Linked DNA regions of Homo sapiens: region 2 is linked to region 1. The links are chromatin loops, found by intact Hi-C in ENCODE. Cell type or tissue: heart right ventricle. All regions are shown on one strand. Each heading gives the region's core, and the rest is flanking DNA. Links, peaks and the distances in the headings are about the cores only.

Region 1 (5,394 bases), core at 81-5,080:
CTTCTGCTAATGTAGTAGGTAACCCTAAGCCTTTTGCTTTGCTGGCCAAATATTTTAATTTTATTCACCATATTCTAACTCCCCTTGCCTGGGGAGTTGGTGGGGGAAAGCACTTATGAACCAATCTAGAAAACTAAGCAGACATCATTCTCCTATTTACCAATTGTGTATGAGCAAATTTGCACCATAGAAATGTGTTTTGTAGCAAGACAAGCTGTAGTTGAAACTCTATGTGAACTTAATCATATAGAAAAACAAAAATCTGAGGTCAGATGTTTTAATTTCTACATTTAGTAACATCTTTTCAACCTTTATCTGCCTTCTCTGACTTTTATACAACGGTTCCCTTTCTATGGAAAAACACTTGCTTGCTTTCCTTTCTAGAACAACTCCCTCAGGCTCCTTCACAAGTTGTGCTCTTCTGCTACCTTCTAAAATGCTGCTGTTTCCTGTTTCTAGTTCTGGATCCCATTTTCCTCTCATTGCACAAATCCTCCCTTGGAATACCTGATCATGCCCAAGGCTTTAATAACCACCCACCTAGACTGACAACACCTAAATCTCTTATCTCTGGCTCAGACCTGCACCCACAAATATTACCCTCATTCTTCACTCAACCCCAAATTTACAATGTGTAAGTTTAACTCACTATTTTTCTCCTCTAAACAGATCCTTAACATAGTAATCTCTATAAACCAATCAATTGTTGCTGTATGAAATTAGGCAATCATTCTCTCACCACATTAAATATGTCATTAAATCTGGCCCATTTTACCATGGCTTGGTCATACAGATGTTTAATCAACAGTCTTCTTCTCATTCTGACCACTACAGATAAAATTCAAATGTTCACATAACTTTTGGACTATTGAGACAGCTTCCTGACTGGTTTCCCTGCCTCCAATAACATCTACCTTAAATCCAATCTCTATTATGCCATCAGAGTAACCAAACTAGGATACTTTGGAGGTGAAAGATGGCACTATTAATAAATTTATAAGCACAGCAGGCATAAACTGGGCCAGCCCTAAGCAAACCTTTACACCTCAGGTCATTGATATCACTCGGCCCTTGCTTACCTCTTCAACCACATATCTACCACTACCTTTCTCTCACATTACATTTCATCCACACAGAATAATTTGTAGTTTTCCAAATGCATTATATTTCTCATCATTCCTTTAAGCTTCTCCATATGCCATACACTATGCCTCAAAACACTATTCCTTCACCCCCTTCACCTGGCTCAATTCATTTAGTTCATCAGGTTCTCAAACTAGATTATCACTTCCTACAGGAAGCCTGGCCAGGCTTTTGGAAGATTAGCTTCTATGTTCATAGCTGGGGTTCCCACAGCACTTCATACATAAACCCTGTGCGAATCAACACACTGCAACTATCTCTTGTCTGTGTTCTCCATTAGACTACACATTCCTTGAGGGCAAAACCAGCTTCATTCACATTTCTATTGCTACAGCATAAATGGAACCTTATCCATAGTTAAGATAAACAATTTTTAAGGAAATGGATAAATATATTTTTTGGTATACTCTCTCTGTAGGGTTTAAGTTCCATAAAGGCAGAAACCATTCTTTGCTTTTGTGTTCCCAGAATTTAACACATTAGATGTTTAATGTTTTGTTGAGGAGGCTCATTTGCAAAGGTGGGATTCATTTTATTAAATGTTCATTAGTACAGACTTGGTGGTGGAAACAAACCAATTGAAGAAAAAATAGAAAAAAATGATATAAATGGAAAGAAAAAGAATAAAATGGAAAGAAAAGAAATGATGCAACAATGAAACTTAATAATAGTAACTATTATTTGGTTGATCTTTCCAAGGTACACATATATACAGAAAGAAGAGACCTCTTTCTTCTCCAATTTAAGTAAAGAAAAAGGGTCCTTCATATTTGGTTTATTCCACAAAGTCCTGTTAACCACAGATGGAAATTTAGGTATAAATGGAAATACAAACTATTCCTTGGCTCTACCAATCTACCATTAGAACTATCCAGAAAGTTTGGATTTTAGAATAAAGACATGGTTCTCATTCTCTACCTATGAGACTGAGTGATATCTACTTCTAAGGTCATCTTAATTGTAAGGTTAGTCAAATTTTTAATAAGAAAATAGAAGTTACTTATTAAGAGTATGTTTTCCATCTATAAATTCATTTAAAAATGTTACTTTTATTTTACTGACTTATTTACTCTAGAATACACATTAATTTCAATAATTATTATTAAAAGCATAATTTTCTTTGTCTAGTGTCTATAGAATTAGGATGAATATGTTATGGATCAGAAAAATGTACCTATACAAAATGCTATGCATAAAAAATTACATCATTCAAAGATCCAAAGTTAAAAAAATCCTTCGCTAAAGAAATATTTTATTACTCTATCTGCTGTTTCTTCTAACCCTCACCATTTTATTGGCTCTCTGTATCTATCCATTGATAGAAGTTTATCTTATATATTTATCATACCCATTTAGTATTAAGATTTTCCTTGTATTCTCTTTTACAAATTGCTCTCATCTTTTAAAATCAGATTTCTCAATAATATTTCAATTCCTCACATACTTCAAAATCCTACTAATATTTTTAACAACCCCTTTTACATATCCTTCCAAATACTAATATTTTTATTTGTCCTTGCACGCTGGCTTGGAGAGCCCTCTACTGGCCTGATGCTGTGTCAAAAGAACATTTGCTTCATCCTTCAGATACCTATTTTTTACATGCTTTCGATAATATGATAATTATATAATTAAAGCCTTTATTCCGAATGACAGAATGTTAAAGAGAAATTGAACAATTCTACTAAAATGCTGTTACCAAAGCAAGATACACTACTTCCATAGTATAGAAATACCATTTTCAAATAACTGTACATTATTCTCAGTACTCATTATAAAGCCTTGCTATCATGTGACAGAAGTCCAAGATGAGACCAAATTATAACATGATGTATTCATAACTAAAGTATAAAAGGCAAGTTGGAGTCTCTATGTTAAATGCCTCTGGCCTCAAGAAAATCTGATAGTTATTTTCTCATCAATATTTCCTGATTTTAATATACCAATGTCTCTAGTATTTATAAATATCACATTTGAAGATATGATGAAGGAAACAATTCCACTTAACTTAAAATCTAGGAATAAAGGCCGTAATGAAGAGAACAACAATAACAACATCCACAAATAGAAGTATATACCACCACAAAGTTATCAGGCCTCACTTTAGATCCCAATAAGTACGCCAACAGTCTTTTTCTTTGGGAAATAAACCAATATAAAGTTTATATAAAAATAAACATGCAAACAAGTTTTAAAGGAAGCTCTTTTTAAAACTGAGTAATAATTAAGGAAAGTAGCCATTCCAGTCATATAAATTTTGTTAACGGGCCTCATAGACTCTATATCTGTGTTCCAATTAGACTATACTCTCCTTATGGGCAAAATTAACCTCATTTACATTTCTATTCATATGGCGTAGACACTGTCTTACCTACAGTGAATACAAATAAATTTAGAAGGAATAGACAAACTTGTTTTCCTATATGGTCTCTCCCTCTGTAAGTTTTGAGATCCATGAAAGCAGGAACTATTTTTCACTTTTGTGACATCAGAATTTAACACAGTGGATGTTATGTCACTGTTTGGTTAAATAGGCTCATTTGTAAAGGTGAGATTCATTTATAAAATACTCATTAGAATCAGACCTCATTGTAGAAAAAATTACATAGAGGAAAAGGAAATAATAATATAAACAAAATATTGAGACAAAATTGGAAAATTTATTTTCAAATTAAATTATAGACAAAAAGCTAATTTCCTTTATATATACAGGGCTCCAAAAAACAATAAGCAAAAACCTACAACCTAACATAAAAAATGATCAAAGGATATGAAAAGAAATGTGAATGGGCCCTTAAATTTATAAAAAGAAATATAACATCACTCTTAAGAGAAATACATATTAAAACCATATGACCATAAGGAGATAAATCTCCCCTTTCTTTTATATAGACCTACTAGAAGGGCAAAAATCCAAGTTTAATAACACACTCTGTTAGCATGGCTGGGAGTTGGGGAGTGGGACGGTGAGAGTTCTTATACACTGCTCTCCTAAAGAGCAATTTGACAGTATCAGTAAAAATCACAAACTCAATACCTAGAAATTTCACTTCTGGAAATGTAACTTACAAGAATATCTGCATATGAGCAAAACAGTATTTATAAAAGGTTATTCTTTACAGCATCATTTACAATAACCCTAAACTGAAAACAACTCAAATTTTGATGAGTAGGGGGCAGGTAGAATAAATTATGCTATCTCCATAAAACAGAAGATCGTGTAACTGCAAAAGCAAGGGAAAGGGGTGTTATCTAGGTAATGATAGAGAAATAATCACTGTGTGTTATATAATTGTATATAACATTTAAAAAAAAGCAAGGTGCCAGATAATGTACATATTCTTATATTTTTTTAAATGCAGAAGAAGGATAAAACACACTTATATCTGCTTGTGATATGCATCAACTCTGGAAGGGATACACCAGAAACTGACAACAGTAGTTCCTGTATGTGTGTGGAGAGGGGTGTGCAATCTGGACAGATGGAAGGCTGTAGTTGGACACTCTTTGCCACACATATAAATAAATATAAATCATGTGAATACATTATTAAGTTGATTTAAAATGTCCTTATATTACAAGGTAAGTATATTATTAACACAAGCTTTACTACTAAAACAGCTACAAAATCCTCTGTAATCTTACCTGCAAACTAGCCACATAAGAATCCTCACAATTTACATAATGTCCTAACATGGCATGTTGAGCCCGTAATTCATTATCCCTTATCCTCTCATGCAGGTGGGTAATTTGTTGCTTCTGCCTGCAAAACATAAATTAAGGTCACATTATGAGTTATAATTTTCTAATAGTTAGAAGAACCTTAAGGAGCTTATTCCTCTTAGATTCCTTTAATATTCCTCTTAGATTCTAACAGTCACACCTTGCTTTCTTCAACAACTCATAGCTTGCTTTAAGCAAGTTATTTAATTTCTGTAAATATGTATGCTTAGAAATTTTAAAACTGTTTTGTGCCAGGCATGATGCTAAGAGCTTTGTATGCAGTATCTCTCATCTTCAAAAATTTATTAACTCTCATGATGAAGTTTTGAAGGAGAGAGCTTTTAAAGAATAATAAAGATAGTATGAGTAAACAAATAGCTTGATGTTTTCCAAAATTACTTACAAAGTAACTTTTGGAACAAGTAAGTTGTATGTTTCAGGTTGCATCAAAAGACCTTGTTCTACTCAGGATGATTTCTAAAATTTGCTAACCTTTAAGAAAATCCACATATAAAACATTAAATAGGA
Region 2 (5,394 bases), core at 168-5,167, 200 kb before region 1:
AGATGTGATTGGCTGCACAAATTATACTGCCAAATGAATTGGTTTTGCAAACTAAACAGAAGGCCTCATAAACCAAACTGGGATAGCAGCTCAGAGCACAGCCTTGCCCTGGGTGATAGTGTAGGCACACAGAGGCCAAGGGCCATGGTTGCTACTTCTCTTTGCTTTAACAACACAATGCTTGGAGAATAAATCATTTCCCAAGTATTTAAATCTTAGCAATGATTTGGTTTTCTGATACGAATACAGAATCCATTTGGCATTCTGACTAAGGCACTCGTTTGTTTATTTTTGTCTTGATTAAATTAACATGAATTGAGATTCAAATTCTCAAATTGGAGAAAGAAGGAGAGGCAGGGGTTTGTGGGGGTCATTATTCTTACTCTCTAAAGACAACTGATTTTGGTATTTGTCAGTAGATTCTGTAGCTTTCCCATGTTTAATATTTTGCATTGAATGACCTAGAAGAGCAAAATATCACAATATTTAACCAGAAAGATTTAGTCCTTTTTTTTTCCTAACAGAAAAGGAAATAAGGAAAAAAAGAAAAAGAGGAGAAATAAGGGACATGAGAAAGGAGACAGAGCAATAATTGAGGAGTTTGAAAGTATCTGAAAAAGCTCTGGTCTCTTCTGGCAATTTATTTCCAGTTCAGTAAACTCAGAAGCCGAACTTTTGCATTTTTAATGCACTTCATAATAATAAAAATGATCTTGTTGGTCTAGTGCAGAGCCAAAATTAGGAGGTCAGGCATCAACTTGTTTGTGTTCGTTTTTCCATGGAGCCAGGTTCGTCTAGTTGTCTTGGCCTGAATAGCAATTGGCTCGGGCCCAGTGGCAATAGATCAGGACCTGGCAGAGCTTTTCGTCCCAGGGTCTTACCGTTACAGGCCACAGCTTACAGCACGCTCAGCACTAACCAACATCCTTTCGTCCTGCACCAAGCAATTGTACCCAAGCTCCAGGTATGATCCTCAGCCCTCTGAGAAGCACAGGACTGCCAAGAGTTGAGCTGTATTGTCAATGCTGAATTGTCCTCTCCCTCCCTATAAGGACACGCAGAGGGTTGGCTTCATTTCTTCGAAGACAGTTGCCGAAAGGTCCACCCTTTAATTCACATATAAAGTGGGACTCCCCTTTTAGTTATTCTTCACTATAGCAGCATTACATTGAATGAATGATTTACTCTTAATTCACGTTACTTTCATTTAGTCACTGATGGATCTTTAAAACTACTCTGGTACCCAGGACTGCCAAACTGGTAATCTTCTTCCAATTTAAACAGAATTGGGCTCATTTATTCCTTCTTGATCTAGAAGTTATGGTTAGCGTGCAAGTTGATTTATTTTCATGTGTGCGTTTTATTTCACAGAGTAGGGAAGTAAAGGACACTTTGTCTTACATGGCAAAGAATAAGCAGTACAGTTTTCACAAACTTAATTAAAAGTCTCATTTTTCCCAGGAATAATGTGCCTGTTGAAATTAACAGACCAGTCGCTCTACATGGAAATTCTCCCTACTAGCTCCGAAACCCACATTTTCTGGGCTGTGCTACATAACCTTGAGAATGGCCAATCACTGCCAGGTATTTTCCTGCTTACCCATGGTTGCATTGATTTTGAAGCAACTGTTAAATTTGCAGATTCCAAGACTCTACCCTTATAGATGTTTTCTGCCAAAGAGTTAAAAATATGGGAAAGTTTAATTACATCTGTGTCTTTTTAAAATAAACTGAATAACAACTAGAAAGGACATGGTTATTATGGTCACCTGATGGCCACATATCCTTCATATATGCGAAATACCTTTTCATCAGAAGTCATGTCTAATAACACTTAGAAATATCCTTGTATTCATTTCTGTGCAGCCCCTTATGCAGTTCATGGACCAGTTTCAACTCTTGCCATTATCATGTTTCCAAGTAGTACATCTGTTTCAATGGCAGGCTTATATCCAATAGAGCCCCAAAAGGTAACATGTCTTTTGAAGTTTAACAATAATAGCACCCTTGAGCTACGGTGTGAAATATTTGGTGTTTGCTTCCTCCACTCATCATAGATAGCCTTGGGAACATCTGAGGGCTTGAAAGCATTGGCCTTAGCTCATGTGTGGTACATGAGAAGCCATCAGGGGCAGTGTTCTCTCAGGCTACTCACAGTGCTCAAGGAAAACAAGCATTCATTATACGAATGCAATTTCAGAAGGCAGATGGTATCAGGTCACCAGAAGGGGCCTGTAGATGTGTGTGTGTGTGTGTGTGTGTGTGTGTGTGTGCGTGTGTGTATTTTTTTTTAAGAGACAGCTTACCCAGGTGTAGTGTAGTGGCAGGACCATAGCTCACTGCAGCCTCAAACTCCTGCCTCAGCCTCCTGAGTAGCTAGGACTACAGGCATGCATTACCACACCAGGCTAGGAGCCTTTAAAAGCTGTATTACACAGAGACATATGCTTAAAGGGACTCTTTAAGGTACACTTCCCAGGGAAAAAGGAAAAAACCAGGCCCACCATATAGAAGTACTTGGTACATGCATTCAATAAAAGTAGAGCTGAAACCCAGAGTCCACTTTGTGCCTCTCTAGGGATCACCCATGTTCTCCTCTGCTGACCTCTGCCATGTTTTCAGTCAAGCTAGAAAAAGAAAGTTGCCCTTGAAGCATTGCCCTCTTCTTCACATAGTCTAGTTGATGTATTTATAAATGTACTTTGAAATGACTTTCAAACCACATGGTTTTCTACTTGTATAGATTTAAGTCCATTGAAGTCATTAGTTTGTTAAAATTCAACTTAGAAGTTAAATGCCAAAAATAAAATGAAAATTTGGTCTGTGATGTGCTGAATGCCACATCAACCAAATAGCAATCAAACTGACAGGCCAGCTTTCTAAGAGCTAGGTTTAACTCTGTCTGGAAGTTAAAGAGCTTTGTACAGGCTTATTATCCATCCTCCAAGCCACCTCGTCCTGTATAATAGCTTGTGTCTCAGTCAGATTGTTTTAAGCAGCACTCGGGGATTTTCATTATGTGCAGTGAGTGCCTTCTGACCTGTGTTCTCAAAGAGATTCATGAAGGTAGAAAAAGACAGCAGCAAAGTAAGCAGTGTCTGCAGTATGATCCTGTTAATATAGGATGTATCCTTTCTCAGATTCTTAGAGCTTCCAGTTAGATAAAATGCAGGAAAAACTATGTCTGCGGCACAGAACAAACAGCATATTCTGATGGCTACAGTTTGCAAAGGAGAAGACCTCCAAGTACACTTTGGACAGCAAGCAGCCCCTGCTCTCCAATGGAGACAGCCACCTTCTGCCTGAGCTTCCCTTACCTGTAACTCAGAGACAGCTTTCAGTCCTCATATAGCATTCCAGAGAAGTTCCTGATGTCTTTCCTTGGGGAGATAGAAATAAGTATTTCTTTGCAGTTAGTAAGTAGCCTAGATTGTACAATACTTTTGTCTGGTTGATTGGTTTTTTAAATGAATGTTCTACAAGATAAGTGCACCATCCAGAATAGGGGATCATTCTATTAGCCCTGATTCAATTTTCTTTTTCTTAATTAAACTAAAAAGAAGGAAAAATAAAACTTTTTTTACTTTTTTTTTAAAAAAATAAAACCTTTCTGTCAACATTTATAACATTCAGCATTTATCCTGATTAATCATAATGCTTGCTTGACTGCTGTCTTTTTGGACTTGTATTTAAAATGAAAACTTTCTCTACCATTTATTAATAAAGCCTCTTGGGTGACTTCCAAGATACTTCCACCATATAAAATCCCATGCTATCTATCTTTGGAGCTATTTTTTGACTGAATTCCATATGAATTAAATAGAAGTGCATTAAAAATAAACTATGTGTTATTATGCTAAAGCTGTGTCCCAAGAAAACAATTCTGTAAGGAATTTCTCGCTCAACCTGATGGTTCCATGTCCAAAAAAGGGATGATCCTTTAAGCAGTACATTACAATAGCGAGGGCATTAGATTTACAAAATTTAACAGTATATTCTTTGTCATATTGATCAAGTCTAAAATCATAAATGGAGAGGAATCCAATCCTTCTACCTGGATACTCTGTATCCAATCCTTTCCTGTCTCTACCACTACATTATTTCAATTGCCAAATCCTGCCCACCCCAAGTTTATGACATCTCCAATGCCAATCCACTGATCAGCAGCCCTGAGTCTTCTATCCAGACTCTAGCTTTCTTCATTGTCTCTTCCAATTCATTGTCCTATCATACTCCTCTGAATGACCCCAGGTTTGAAGATGATTTTTGGAGTCAATGATTGTAGATTCATACTATGACTTCCTTCTTAATGGGTTTTTGTTGAGCATTTTATGTAGTAGAAAGGCACTGCATTATCTAGTTTAAAGCTAAAAAGTTTGAACTACTCCACTGGTACAGGCTGATTTTTTATTATGTTTCTTTCTTTAGTCTGAAACTTCCCCATTATTCATTCAAGATAAAAAAAAAATAGCAGATAATACTTAGTAGATGTCTACATGGTGCCAGGCTCTGTACTTGACATTGGTCAGACAAAACACAACCTCATAATCAGGAGACTATTGAAAAAAGACAATTTAGGCCAGGCGCGATGGCCCACGCCTGTAATCCTAACACTTTGGGAGGCCAAGGCAGGTGGATGGCTTAAGCCCAAGAATTCGAGACCAGCCTGAGCAACATGGCAAAATTCTTGTCTCTACAAAAAATACAAAAATTAGCCACGCATGGTGGCAGGCGCCTGTAGTTCCAGCTACTTGGGAAGCTGAGGTGGGAGGATCACATGATTCTGGAAGATTGATGCTGCGGTAAACCATGATTGTGCCACTGCATCCAGCCTAGGGTGACAGAGGTGAAACCCTGTCTCAAGAAAAAAAAGAAAAAAAGAAAATGTAATCAATGACTATATCAGATTATTATAAAATATATCAGTATTACTATGATAAAATAAGTGCTATAGTAATAACAAAAACAATAATAAGAATGAAGCTAATGTGAATTGAATGTTTACAGCAAGATAGGAACTATAAGTGTTCTACATGCCTTATCTAATTTAATATTTTAACCACCCTATAGTAGGTGTGCTTTACTGAGAAGGAAGCCTGGACCTGGAAAGGTTAAGAAATGTGTCCAGAATTGCAGCTAGAATGTGGCAGAGCTGAGATTTGAAGCCAGCTTGGTGGTTAGAATGCAGTGATAACTATAAAGCGCTCATTCTTCATCTCTCTACCTCCATATGCTGTAGTAGAGGCAGGTTCACACCTAAGATGCTTTGCTTGAAACTAGAGACGTATGGGTGGAGTTTTGAAAGTGAAAGTAATTAATAAAATATTTGAAATGATGGTAATGTTAGGAACAGACCTATTTCATTCACCGAAGTTTAAGGTAAAGGGTGAAGCT

The links. A loop is a pair of places that touch in the nucleus more often than their neighbours do. Peaks named below come from ENCODE experiments on the same cell type or tissue, not always from the same donor. Only the 100,000 strongest peaks of a DNase experiment are listed, where the experiment ranks them.
Region 2: it touches region 1 in a loop (3-fold over the local background); 3 of 110 quality-filtered maps call a loop at or near these places.

What each region holds. Positions count from the first base shown.
Region 1 is chr6:118,506,510-118,511,903 of GRCh38, forward strand. CEP85L (centrosomal protein 85L) reads right to left here. Exons shown (of 13, transcript NM_001042475.3): 5 at 4,789-4,906. Among named protein-coding and RNA genes, the nearest start is that of PLN, 39 kb to the right of the region's middle. In heart right ventricle, for the core only: a CTCF peak has its summit at 2,687 (motif pointing left); a DNase peak (open chromatin) is centred at 2,679; H3K4me3 peaks cover 908 bases; H3K27ac peaks cover 5,000 bases.
Region 2 is chr6:118,306,931-118,312,324 of GRCh38, forward strand. The region is part of intron 7 of SLC35F1 (solute carrier family 35 member F1); the gene reads left to right. LOC124901387 (a long non-coding RNA gene) reads right to left here and starts at 3,537. Exons shown (of 2, transcript XR_007059723.1): 1 at 3,318-3,537. In heart right ventricle, for the core only: a CTCF peak has its summit at 2,124; a DNase peak (open chromatin) is centred at 841; H3K27ac peaks cover 4,481 bases.